2 separate regions of the Homo sapiens genome follow, and region 1 is linked to region 2. A link is a contact called in ENCODE Hi-C or POLR2A ChIA-PET data. All regions are on one chromosome and are shown on one strand. The core of a region is the stretch at or near the end of the contact, and the rest is flanking DNA. Distances in the headings are between cores, read along the strand shown. Region 1 has its middle 8.6 kb from the start of SHCBP1L. Region 2 overlaps LAMC1 (laminin subunit gamma 1).

Evidence for each region. Hi-C counts contacts between places; a loop is a spot of excess contacts on that map. ChIA-PET counts read pairs that join two places held with the same protein, here RNA polymerase II (POLR2A). Pooled maps may share reads with other maps.
Region 1: a loop to region 2 is called in a map with no recorded cell type, with 5 times the contacts of the local background. The contact joins two enhancer-like sites. A Hi-C loop is called at or near these places in 1 of 37 single-sample maps with no recorded cell type and 3 of 50 pooled maps. POLR2A ChIA-PET finds 5 or more read pairs at or near these places in 3 of 52 experiments (Caco-2, PC-9 and activated T-cell).

What each region holds. Positions count from the first base shown.
Region 1 is chr1:182,958,805-182,964,754 of GRCh38, reverse strand. It overlaps the pseudogene KRT18P28. Among named protein-coding and RNA genes, the nearest start is that of SHCBP1L, 8.6 kb to the right of the region's middle. RefSeq lists an enhancer at 1,887-2,181. Within about 2 kb of position 2,039, at least 7 of the 41 ENCODE cell types and tissues checked have a DNase peak (open chromatin) inside an H3K27ac peak, as active enhancers do.
Region 2 is chr1:183,046,335-183,052,774 of GRCh38, reverse strand. The region is part of intron 1 of LAMC1 (laminin subunit gamma 1); the gene reads right to left. Among named protein-coding and RNA genes, the nearest start is that of LAMC1, 26 kb to the right of the region's middle. Within about 2 kb of position 3,919, at least 2 of the 41 ENCODE cell types and tissues checked have a DNase peak (open chromatin) inside an H3K27ac peak, as active enhancers do.

The DNA.
Region 1 (5,950 bases), core at 790-3,289, 86 kb after region 2:
TAACTATGAATCTATGAAATAAAATGTAACTGTCAAATCACATTAAGATAGTGCATAACTCACTTTTAGAGGTTTCCCCAGGTGAAGGCAAAGTAGTAACACAAAAAGAGCTCTGGGGCAGGAGTCAGGCAGGCAGCCTCTAGCTTAGAGCAGCCGTTATAGGCGTAACAATACAGGCTCCATTTTACTTCCTAACACTGCGGTTTCTTCACTAGTACTATGAAGGAGTTGACTGAACTGTTTGCTAAGATTCCCTTCGATGTTTACACTATGTCTTTATTTTATTTTATTTTATTTTGAGACAGAGTCTCACTCTGTTGCCCAGGCTGGAGTGCAGTGGTGCAGTCATGGCTCACTGCTGCCTTGACCTCCAGGGCTCAAACTATCCTCCGGCTTCAGCCTTCCGAGCAGCTGGGACTACAGGCACTCGCTGCCACACCTGGCTAATTTCTTTTGTATTTGTAGAGATGGAGTTTCACCATGTTGCCCAGGCTGGTCTCAAACTCTTGGCTCACCCACCTCGGCCTCCCAAAGTGCTGGGACTACAGGTGTGAGCCACCGTACCCAGCCCAAGTGTGTCCTTTTTTAGTCTTTGAAAGAGTGTTCCAGTTTTTTAAAAGATGCAGAAGTAGTATGTAAATATATTTTATTTTAAAACTTTCAAGTAATACAGAATTACATAGGGTAAAATATGAAATTGAAATTCCTCTTTTACAACCACCCCCTTCCCAATACCACTCTCCTCAAAGACTACAACTGGTACAGTTTGGTGTCTGTATGTTCTTCCATCCTTTTTCTATGCTTGAATATATGTCCAAATACAAACGTGTAATTGAAAAGAAACACAAATGGAATCATATGATACGTATTATTCTGAGAATTGCTTCTCTCCCTCCCCTTCTCTACAGTATACCTTTGGGGCCTTTTCTGAGTCAGGGCACCTAGATTGACTTCATTTTGACAATATGAATACATCATTGGTTATTTAACGATTCCACTAGTGCTAGACATGGGCTGTTTCCAGTTTTACACCACTATAAACAATGCTACAATAAATATCCTCGTATTGCATAGCATAGTGGTTAAGAGCAGGGGCGTTGGGATCCATGCATTCGAATCCTGGCTCCACCTCTTCACAGCTGTTACTTAACCTGTCCCTGCCTCAGCTTCCTCATCAATAAAATGGGGATCGCCAGGCTGTTTTTAGAGATAAATTAGTCAACGTATGTAAAGTTCTTGAACTGCACCTACCACAGTAAGTGCTAAATGCTATTATCATTATTATTAAAACTACTATAAATAAAATTTTTGTGTGCATGTGCAGCATTTCGGGGGAACTTATATCTAGAGATGGAATTGCTGGGTTGAAATTATGCACACTTAAAATTTTGAAAGTTTTTTTTTTTTAACAAGATGCCTTCCAATAAGATTTTAACTATTTCTATTTCCATCAACAGTGGTTGAGAGTGTCTGTTGTCTTCTGCCGTTGATACCCCAGTTATTATACATTTTAAGTGTCTGCTCCATTATTAGATATTTATACACTGTTCAAATTGTAGGCTAATTAGCTGATGTTATTCTTAGTGTCTTTTCCTATCAAAATTGAAACCTAAGACTTCTGATAGTTAAGACAAGTTTGGGCCATTGGCTTTTCACCAGGGTAGCTTTAGTCGGAAGTTTTAGGTTGTGTCTTGTCCATACCCAGTACTGCCTCTCCTTAGTGGAGTTCATGTGCCCTTAAACATGTATGGTGATTCTTTCTTTTTTGTGTGGTTTATGTAAAATGAAATTAAAATCATTGTTTACCTCCCAAAGAGCTGAAAACAAAAGCAGAACACAAAACAAGTATCAAGGGGTTAGTACACATTATGAAATGTTGAAGATTTAGCAGAACATCACGTCTGAGGTGAAAGAAGTGTTATATGTTACGGAAATGTGTCCGAGCTTGCCCTTTAGCAAAGTGCTGTGCTGTTGTCTTCTGAGTCAGGACTTAAAGCTATGCCTGGCTGAATGCTTCAGGCTCCACCCAGCCCTTTGGGATTGCGGGGGGGCCCTTCAATAGCCCGAAAGCTCTCTAGTGCTCTCCTCTGGTCAAAATAAGGAGGTACAGGCTTCAAAGAACTGTTGTGTTTCTTACTGCCATTGAGTATTTGTTTCCAAAGTGTTTGTTTGTTTGTTTGTTTAGTTTTTTTGTGGTTTACAAAGTTAATGTCAAAGAGTTGAGGAGGAAAAAAATTAGTGTTCTAAGAGAGAAAAATTATTTGTGAATAAATGGCCGAATGAAGTGTTCATTAATACTTATTTTTTCAATTGAGGAAAACAAAAGGAAAAAGAAATACAATTACATTTCACAGCATCCTGGTGTGCACCTCCAAAATAATACAAACCAAATCTCCACCATACAAAACTTCCAAAATACCTAAATCCCCAGTGTACTTATTTAGTGTTTTCTGACTGATGTGAGCCTTATTTATTCTTACATAGGGAAATATGAAAATAATGTGTTAGTATTAAAGACTTCCTAAAACTGTGTTACTACTAATTTATCTATGTTCTTTATAACTGAACTGTACCCTGGGAATGACTTGGTGATGGAAAAAACTTTCCTTATTTTGCAGCTGTCAAAGTCCAAGATTTTCCTTTTGACCTCCTTCAGATCTTTACTCAAACATCATCTTACGGGTGAGACCTTCCCTCTCTGCTCTGTACAAAAATTATATCCCGGGCCTACTCTCCAAAATGTCCTCATCCCTGCTCTGCCCTATCCATCTCCATATTTTTATCATTCTCCATAGCACCTAACTGTCACATAATGTGCCATAAATTTTATTTCTAAAAATTGAGATATAATTCACATACCATACGGTTCACCCATTTAAGCATACAATTCAATGGTTTCAGTTCTCAGAGTTGGGCAGTCATCATCACAATCAATTATAGTACATTCTCATCACCCCAGAAAGAAATCCTGGGCCCATTAGCAGTCAGCTCCCATTCCTTTTCAAACTCTGCCCCTCTTCCCTGGCAACCCCCAACCCCCAGCCCTAGGCAACCACTAATGTACTTTCTGTCTCTATTGATTTGCCTATTCTGGACATTTTATATAAATGGGATCATATGTTATATGGGTTTCTGTGACCTCATTTTCTGTCATTTAGCATGTTTTCAAGGTTCATCCATGTTGTAGTATGTATCAGCAGTACTTTATTCCTTTTTAAATAGCCAAATAGTATTCTACTGTATGGCTATACCACATTTTATTTATCTGTTTATCAGTTGATTGACATTTAAGTTCTTTCCACTTTATAGCTATTATAAATAATTCTGCTATGGATGTGAATGTACAAGTTTTGGGGTAGATATGTGTTTTTATTTTCTTGACAATTTTACGTAAAAAATCATGTTTATTGTCTGTCTTCAGCACCAGCACCAAATACCATGCCAGCACAGAATAGGTGCTCAATACATATCTGTAAAATAAATGAGCTATTCTCTCTCCTCTGCAGAATCTCAAGCGTGTTGCCAACGAGATTCTTCAGTTTGTTTTAATTTTGGTCCTAACTTTTTACCTAAAGCCAGTTTAGGTGACTCTTTGTAACATGGCTTATGCATATCTCTACAGCCTGAGTTTTTGTCCCAAATTGTCCTCTACTCCTGCTATATTCAGCTACCTAGACCAAGTTCTTCTACCCCTGGATAAAGCCACTAACTACTCTCTCTGCTTAGAATATTTACCTTACTCCATCCCCGCATTCTGTCCCTGCTTTAGGTGCCTATAGTTTCCTTCTCTTTCATAACTCAGCCCACCTGGGAATTTTATCTGCTAACAGAAGTAGAAATTAATTACATTCTTTTTGGGAAACGGCTTGGCAATACTGAGAGCGTTAAAATGTTTCTACATCTTGACTCAGTAATCCCACCTTCCCCTAGAGGAATATCTGAAATATAAGCAAAAGCTTATGCACAAAGATATTCAAAATGGCATAGTTGATGCTATAGAAATTAGTGTAGCCCAAATGCTTGAAAATATAAGGTTATACAAATTATATTTATACCAAGAAATTACATGCCACTCTTGAAAATTATGTGTTTAAGTAATTTTTAATGATATGAAAATGCTTATCTAAATAGAAAAACAAACTATAAAATTTAATATGATCTAAACTTTGTAATAGTGTGATAGAAAAAAAAATACTAAAAGAAAATATACCAAAATCTAGTAGTAGTTATTGCTGAGCATTGGAATTACAGTTCATTTAAGTTTTCTTCTTTCTTATGCTTTTCTGTATTGTCCAAATTGGCTCAGGGTAGAGGCATTGCTTTCATAATTAGTAAAAAGTAGGTCGTCGGCAAAGCCGGAGTCCTGTCTTCTTATTCTCCTCTGCAGACAGCATGAACTTCACCACTCGCTCCACCTCCACCAACTACCAGTCCCTGGGCTCTGTCCAGGCGCCCAGCTATGGCCCTCCGCCAGTCAGCAGCACAGCCAGCGTCTATGCAGGCGTCGGGGGCTCTGGTTCCCAAATCTCCATGTCCCGCTCCACCAGCTTCCAGGGCGGCATGGGGTCCGGGGGCCTGGCCGCGGGGATGGCTGGGGGTCTGGCAGAAATGGGAGGCATCCAGAATGAAAAGGAGCCCATGCAAAGCCTGAACCACCACCTGGCCTTCTACCTGGACAGAGTGAGGAGCCTGGAGACCAAGAACCGGAAGCTGGAGAGCAAAATCCGGGAGCACCTGGAGAAGAAGGGACCCAGGTCAGAGACTGGAGCCATTACTTCAAGACCATCAAGGATTTGAGGGCTCAGATCTTCGCAAATACTGTGGATAATGCCTGCACTGTTCTGCAGATCGACAATGCCCATCTTGCTGCTGATGACTTTAGAGTCAAGTATGAGACAGAGCTGGCCATGCGCCAGTCTGTGGAGAGTGACATCCAGGGGCTCCGCAAGGCCATTGATGACACCAGTGTCACTCGGCTGCAGCTGGAGACAGAGATCGAGGCTCTCAAGGAGGAGCTGCTCTTCATGAAGAAGAACCACGAAGAGGAAGTAAAAGGCCGACAAGCCCAGATTGTCAGCTCTGGGTTGACCTTGGAGGTAGATGCCCTCAAATCTCAGGACCTTGCCAAGATCATGGCAGACATCTGGACCCAATATGACGAGCTGGCTTGGAAGAACCAAGAAGAGCTGGGCAAGTACTGGTCTCAGCAGATTAAGGAGAGGACCACAGTGGTCACCATGCAGTCCACTGAGGTTGGAGTTGCTGAGATGACGCTCATGGAGCTGAGACATACAGTCCAGTCCTTGGAGATCAACCTAGACTTCATAAGAAATCTGAAGCCTAGCTTGGAGAACAGCCTGAGGGAGGCGGAGGCCCACTGCACCCTGCAGATGGAGCAGCTCAATGGGATCCTGCTGCACCTGGAGTCAGAGCTAGCACAGACCTGGGCAGAGGGACAGCGCCAGGCCCAGGAGTATGAGGCCCTGCTGAACATCAAAGTCAAGCTGGAGGCTGAGATCACCACCTACTGCGGCCTGCTGGAAGATGGCAAGGACTTCAATCTTGGTGATACCCTGGACAGGAGCAAGTCCGTGCAAACCATCCAAAAGACCACCACCCGCTGGATAGTGGATGGCAAAGTGGTGTCTGAGACCAACGACACCAAAGTTCTGAGACATTAAACTGGCAGAAGCAGGATACTCTTTGGGGAGCAGGAGGCTAATAAAAAGATCAGAGGTTTAAAAAAAAGCAATAAAAGTTATTTTAGCTCTCTTGCTTCTGCTCCAGCCATGTAAGATGTGCCTGCTTCCTCTTTTCCTTCCGCCATGATTGAAAGTTTCCTGAGGCTTCCCCAGAAGCTGAGCAGGTGCCAGCATTGTGCCTCCTGTACAGCCTGTAAAACCGATGGCTCTAGGCAAGATGTTATAGACAAATGAGAATGATGCCATCC
Region 2 (6,440 bases), core at 2,670-5,169:
TGCTTATAATTTACTAAGTGATATATTATTATAAGACACACACCCAAAAACCCAAGCAGGCTGTGCTTAAGGTGAGGGAGAGGAAGGGACATGAGCAGGAGGGATAAAGAGATGAAAATGTAAGAAAAAGAAAGTTAAGTGGCTGAGCATGGTGGCTCACACCTGTAATCCCAGCACTTTGGAAGGCTGAGGCAGGCGGATTACCTGAGGTCAGGAGTTAAGAGACCAGCCTGGCCAACATGGTGAAACTCCACCTCTACTAAAAATATAAAAATTAGCTGGGCGTGGTGGCGCATGCCTGTAATCCCAGCTACTCGGGAGGCTGAAGCATGAGAACTGCTTGAACCCAGGAGGCAGAGGTTGCATTGAGCCGAGATCATGCCACTGCACTCAGCCTGGGCGACAGAGTGAGACTGTGTCAAAAAAAAAAGAAAAGAAAGAACAAAAGAAAGATAGATAGATTAGCCTTTTAGTATGACCAGAATATCAATTAGCAGAGTTTGGGAGAGATGGGAAGAGGAATGGAAAGTAGGGTAATTGTGAAAGACAGAACAGAAAGAAAAAGGGATGAGAACACAAAAATGGATAGGTAGCTAGCCAACACATGCAACAAAACAGGGGAAGCAGAAGTGATGGTTACTCTTGGATACGCAGTGCAGAGCACCTTGAGTTGCAATCAGGGGGCTGTATGTTTTGACAGGTAACAAAAGGAATGATTTTTTTATCAGATGAACAAGCAGAAACCAATGAAAGGAATGATTTTTTATCAGAGAAATAAGCAGAAACCAAGAATATGAACATAGCTTGTTTTCCTACTGTTACATTTATGGCTCTCCTGGAGAACACCCTGAAGATGGATCCCTGCACCTGTCTTCCCTTCATTAGACACACAAGGATACTGACCAGAAGACAGTCTGCTCTCTCAGACACAAGATCCCTGTGATAACTTGGTTTGAAATTTCTGCCAGGCTTCAGTTAGAACTCAGAAATGCATAGCCTCGGGATATTTCTGGCTCCTCTCCCATGGCTCTCTAGTTAAAGCCAAAGAAAAGTGTAACTTCCTCTGGGTGTCTACAGGTTCTTCTAAGCAACCATTCCAGGAAGGAAAAAAGGCTGATTCCCCTTGGGAAGAGCAGCATAGGCACTCCAACTCAATAATCCCAGAGACTCAGTAAGTGTTCCAGTTATCTACTGCTGCACAACAAGCTACTCCAAAGCTCAGTGGCTTAAAACAACCACCATTTTTATCTCATGATTTTGAGAGTCAAGAATTTGGGAAGGGTTCAGCTGGATGATTCGTGTACTCCACACGGTATTGACTGAAGTCACACAGTGGTACTCAGCTGCCAGGTGGGCTCATCTGCCTGGTGCCTTGATGGGGATGGAGGAAAGGCTGGACAGAGCTAGGAATGCTCACCAGAAATGCCTGCTCATGTCCTGTCAAATATGGTGGTCTCAGGATAGTTGAACTTCTAGAAGGCAGTTCAGGATCCAAAAGGCAGGTGGAAGCTGCCCATCCTCTCAAAGGCTAAGCCTAGAACTGCCATATCATCACACATACTGTCCCATATTGGTTAAAGCAGTCACAGCCCAGTCCACACACAAAAGGAGGAGTGTCAAAGCATCTGTGGTCATCTTTAATCCATCATAACAATCAAAATCAGAGTTGCATCCTAGACAGCTGTGACTTATTAACTATTGAATATTGAAAAGTAAACACCTCAGATAAAAAAATAATTTGAAAGGAGAAGAGGAAAGGTAATTCTCAGAGGAACAGATATTCTCATAACCTGCTAACTCAGAATTTAGGACTGTAACATCTAAAGGCCTTAAAAATATCCACGTCTTTTAATTCAGTAATTCTTTTTTTTTTTTTTTTTTTTGAGATGGAGTTTCACTCCTGTTGCCCAGGCTGGAATGCAACAGCACGATCTTGGCTCATTGCAACCTCCACCTCCCAGGTTCAAGCGATTCTCCTGCCTCAGCCTCCCAGGTACCTGAGATAACAGGCATGCACCACCAGACTCAGCTAATTTTGTATTTTTAGTAGAGACGGGGTTTCACCATGTTGGTCAGGCTGGTCTCGAACTCCTGACCTCATGTGATCCACCAGCCTCAGCCTCCCAAAGTGCTGGGATTACAGGCGTGAGCCACCGAGCCTGGCCCAGTGATTCTATCTTTAAGAATCTGAGAGGCCAGGCACGGTGGCTCACGCCTGTAATCCCAGCACTTTGGGAGGCCGAGGCGGGCAGATCACGAGGTCAGGAGATCGAGACCATCCTGGCTAACGTGGTGAAACCCCTTCTCTACTAAAAATACAAAAAAATTAGCCAGGCATGGTAGCGGGTGCCTGTAGTCCCAGCTACTTGGGAGGCTGAGGCAGGAGAATGGCGTGAACCTGGGAGGTGGCGCTTGCAGTGAGCCGAGATCACGCCACTGCATTCCAGCCTGGGCGAGAGTGAGACTCTGTCTCAAAAAAAAAAAAAAAAAAAAGAATCTGAGAAAACAAGCAGAAACATTGATAAAGTGAGGTAAATATATCAAAGAACTATTACAACAGTCACAATGTAGAAGTAATTTCTAATAAGAGATAGGGTTAAATAGAGACAACACTATCTTTCAAAAGATGACTAAACAACATAATAAAAGCTCACATGGAGAGTACACAATATAACCAACACCAACTTTGAAATCTGATTGATAAAGGTCAACTGGCAGATAACACTACCTTGAGTGGGAACGACATCTTTAGCACATAAGATTCTAAGTGTATTATGCAAGGAGACTGAATTTGAAAAAAATAATGCACGGAAACACATGTGAAATGGTATCTACTACAGATTTGATTTACTATTGATGCTGCCCAAACTATTCCTATTATGCCCAGTTTAAAAAATAAAGAACACAATTGACACAAAGGAAGAAAATCCAGAATGATTTTTTTTTTTTGTTTTAGTTTGGTGAGAATGGGAGAGTATGGTATTTAAGGAGATAAGAAAACAGACACTTTTGGCTTGGCATGGTGGCTCACGCCTGTCATCCCAGCACTCTCAGAGGCCAAGGCAGGTGGATCACTTGGGGTCAGGAGTTTCAGACCAGCCTGGCCAACATGGTGAAACCCCGTCTCTACTAAAATTACAAAAATGAGCTGGGCATGGTGGCACATGCCTGTAATCCCAGCTACACGGGAGGCTGAGGCAGGAGAATTGCTTGAACCCGGGAAGCGGAGGTTGCAGTGAGCTGAGATCACACCACTGCACTTCAGCCTGGGCGACAGAGCTAAACTCCGTCTCAAAAACAAAAAAAAAAAACAAAAAAACCTTAAATTCAAAATTGGAGAAAATAGTTACAAGAAAATAAATCAAGAATATGGTATTGACACAACCTCTGTAGATAAACTTAAAAAATTAGATTTCTTTTACCACAATTATACAATTTTTTAAAAAGACTTCTGCCACAACTTATTCTAATACTGTAATTACAATCAGACCAGTATTAAAGTCTTTCCATTTCTGTATGTCTTCTCTACACCTGGGGATGCTATAGATGGCATTTTACCAAGAAAAATATTAAGATGATTCTGCTGAGAACTATTTAAAGAGCAGTTGTATACAACAAATATGAAGATTTAGTAAGAAAACTTGGAGAATTTGCTCCAAATTTAGTTTCTTCTATAAGAGTGGGAAAGTAGACTAGAAATATCAGCAAACATTTCTGGAGTACACATTAGATGCAAAGAACTATATTAATAATAAAGACAGGAAGAAATTCAAGATGTAGTCCCTGCCATCATATCTCCAGTTGGTGAGACAATATATATACCACAATGTTAATACTAGGTAACAACTTGGCTAAGAATCTGAATAGGAGGAAGTGATACCTGGTATTTTCGAGAGGGCTTTGGCTTCCTGTGTACAACAGAGCGGAAGGGAGAGAGAATATAGGGGCAGAAGACTATTTAAAAGACACGTGTGAGGATGAGGTGCTGTAAAGTGAAGATTTTCAAGCCCAACAGACACTCATGTCCCCAATACTATAACAAATATTTTAAAATGCTTCTCCTTTACCATCCCAAAATAAAACTCATAAATTATATAATCTACAACATATATAACTTACAAGTGGGGTGGGTGGTGTACATGTGTGTAGCTCTAACTATAACATAAAGCAGAAGTTAAAAGGAAATACACGCCTTTTAATAGGTAATAGCTCAGGGATTACTATACTAGAATGTATAACAAAGCTATCAGACATTTGTACTTATTTATAACAAGTTTATACTTTTAAAAACAGAATTGGATGTCATTCTGTACAAGGCATACAGGAAATGAAAGGATAGAGCTATAGGTGGACACTGCAATAAAAATCATTGTTGGGAAACGTAGCACCAGCAGATTTACCTGTATGTTTTAAGATAAAGAGGACATTTTAACTAAGTAGGTATAACAGGTCAGAACAAATTACACTGAGGGACAATGACGTATCTCTGCCAACTTTATCAGCATGTTTCCTTGTAAAATGTTCACTTACTCTTAGTGATTTCATTGTTCCGTAAGAAGAAACAAGGTAGACACAGTAATAGCTATTCACATTTAGGAAAAGATGGTTGAAAGCAAATTTCAAAATTTCAGCTACTATCAACACTTTTATTTACATTTGATATTTTAGAAAAAAAGAGGCTAAGAATATACAAATTGGTACACAGATTCACTCTGATTGCTAGAAAAGCAGACTGATTTACATATGTGTTGTATGGGCAACTTGAATATCATGAGAGGCAGCGTTGGCAGAGATGGGGCCTTCCGAATTGGTGAACTAACTCTCGGTAAGCTAAAAAAATATTTATATACATGGTGGTTGTATTCATGGGAAATTACATATAATAAAGTTATGAAAAAAACTGTTTATGTGTAAAGACAAAGTTATGTTCTAGGCTCAGGTATTTATAATCAGGTTTTTTAATAGCACAAATGTCCCGTGAGAAATCCAAAAGTTAGGCAGGATTTGGGCAATTCTTTGTTGTATGGGACTGTCTCCCATCCCCTCCAATTCCCCACAATCCCCTCCTGTCCACTAAATACCCCTACGGGGACAGTACCACACTCATTTGAGAACTACTTCTGTAGTGTTTACAGACAAATTACACATGGGTCTATCTATCCCCAAAACTTAAAAGACTCATATCTATCACATTTTACAAGACAACATTTTAACAAGGTCCCATACATTCAACACTCTTTGTTCCAAGTCTTTTAAATGCAATCCTTTCTCAGATGATAAATAAGGTTTCAGAGGGCGTTAGACAGTTTTGAAGAGAAAGAGACAAAAGAGCTTAAAATGCATGATCCACAGAATTGATATAAAAATATAAAGACTGACCTAAAATATCTCAGAAGCTTGAGAAATTTATCACACTCTGTAATTGAGTGATTTAGTTATGAAGAACAAAACAAAACCCAAGTCCCTCTATCAATGCTTCCTTGAGTTACCACTGGTTCAGTTTGCTTTGTTTTTTAGGGAAATACATGTATTAATCAAATCTCCAGTGAATTTTATGAATAGAAATGTTTCCATTTTCCAGATTACCACTTATTGCATCAAACAGTATGAACAGCAACTAATTTGGTAGCTAATTTTACCAAAAAGGTGAATAATATCTGTATACTACCTAATTTGATATTTTAGAGCTATTTTAATTAACTGAAACCTGTACCCAAAACATTTCTTAAAATGGCCTTACAGCAAAAGAAGTTGAAAACTAAGCTGAAAGAAACTGTTAGTATCATACCTCTTTACAAAAAAAGTGAGGTAGCTTACAGAAATAAATATTATGCAACAGAATTAAGAATGGCCTTCATAATTATAAAAGAGATAAACTTTAAAACATATCTCACCTATCAAATTAGCAGAGCTTTATAAAGGCATAATATTTAAGGGGAATTTTTTTAAATGTATTCTGTATATTGTTCTAATCAACAGAGAAAAAAGTAAAAGAGTTAAGGCTTGGTAAGGAGAAACAAAACTGTCATTATTACAGATGATGACTACCTACATATAAACCCAATAGAAGCTAAAGACAAATTATTAGAATAAAACAATTAAGCAAGTGGTTATAAGGTCAACACACACAAAAAAAGTTTTATTTTTATATACCAGTGACAAAAGAGTTAGAAAGTGTAATTCAGAAAAAATTATAATAGCAATAAAAAATAAAATGTATCTAGGAATAAATCCATCAGGAAAAGAGCAAGGCTCATGAGGAGAAAACTATTAAATATTATTGGAGTTAAACAGAGAAGATATAAATTATACCATGTTCATGGAGAAAAAAATCAATAATAAAGATGTCAATTCAATCCAAATGGATACACAAACTCAATGCAACTTCAATCGAGATGCAAACAGCTTACTGAGGAACTTGACAACCTGATTCTAAATTT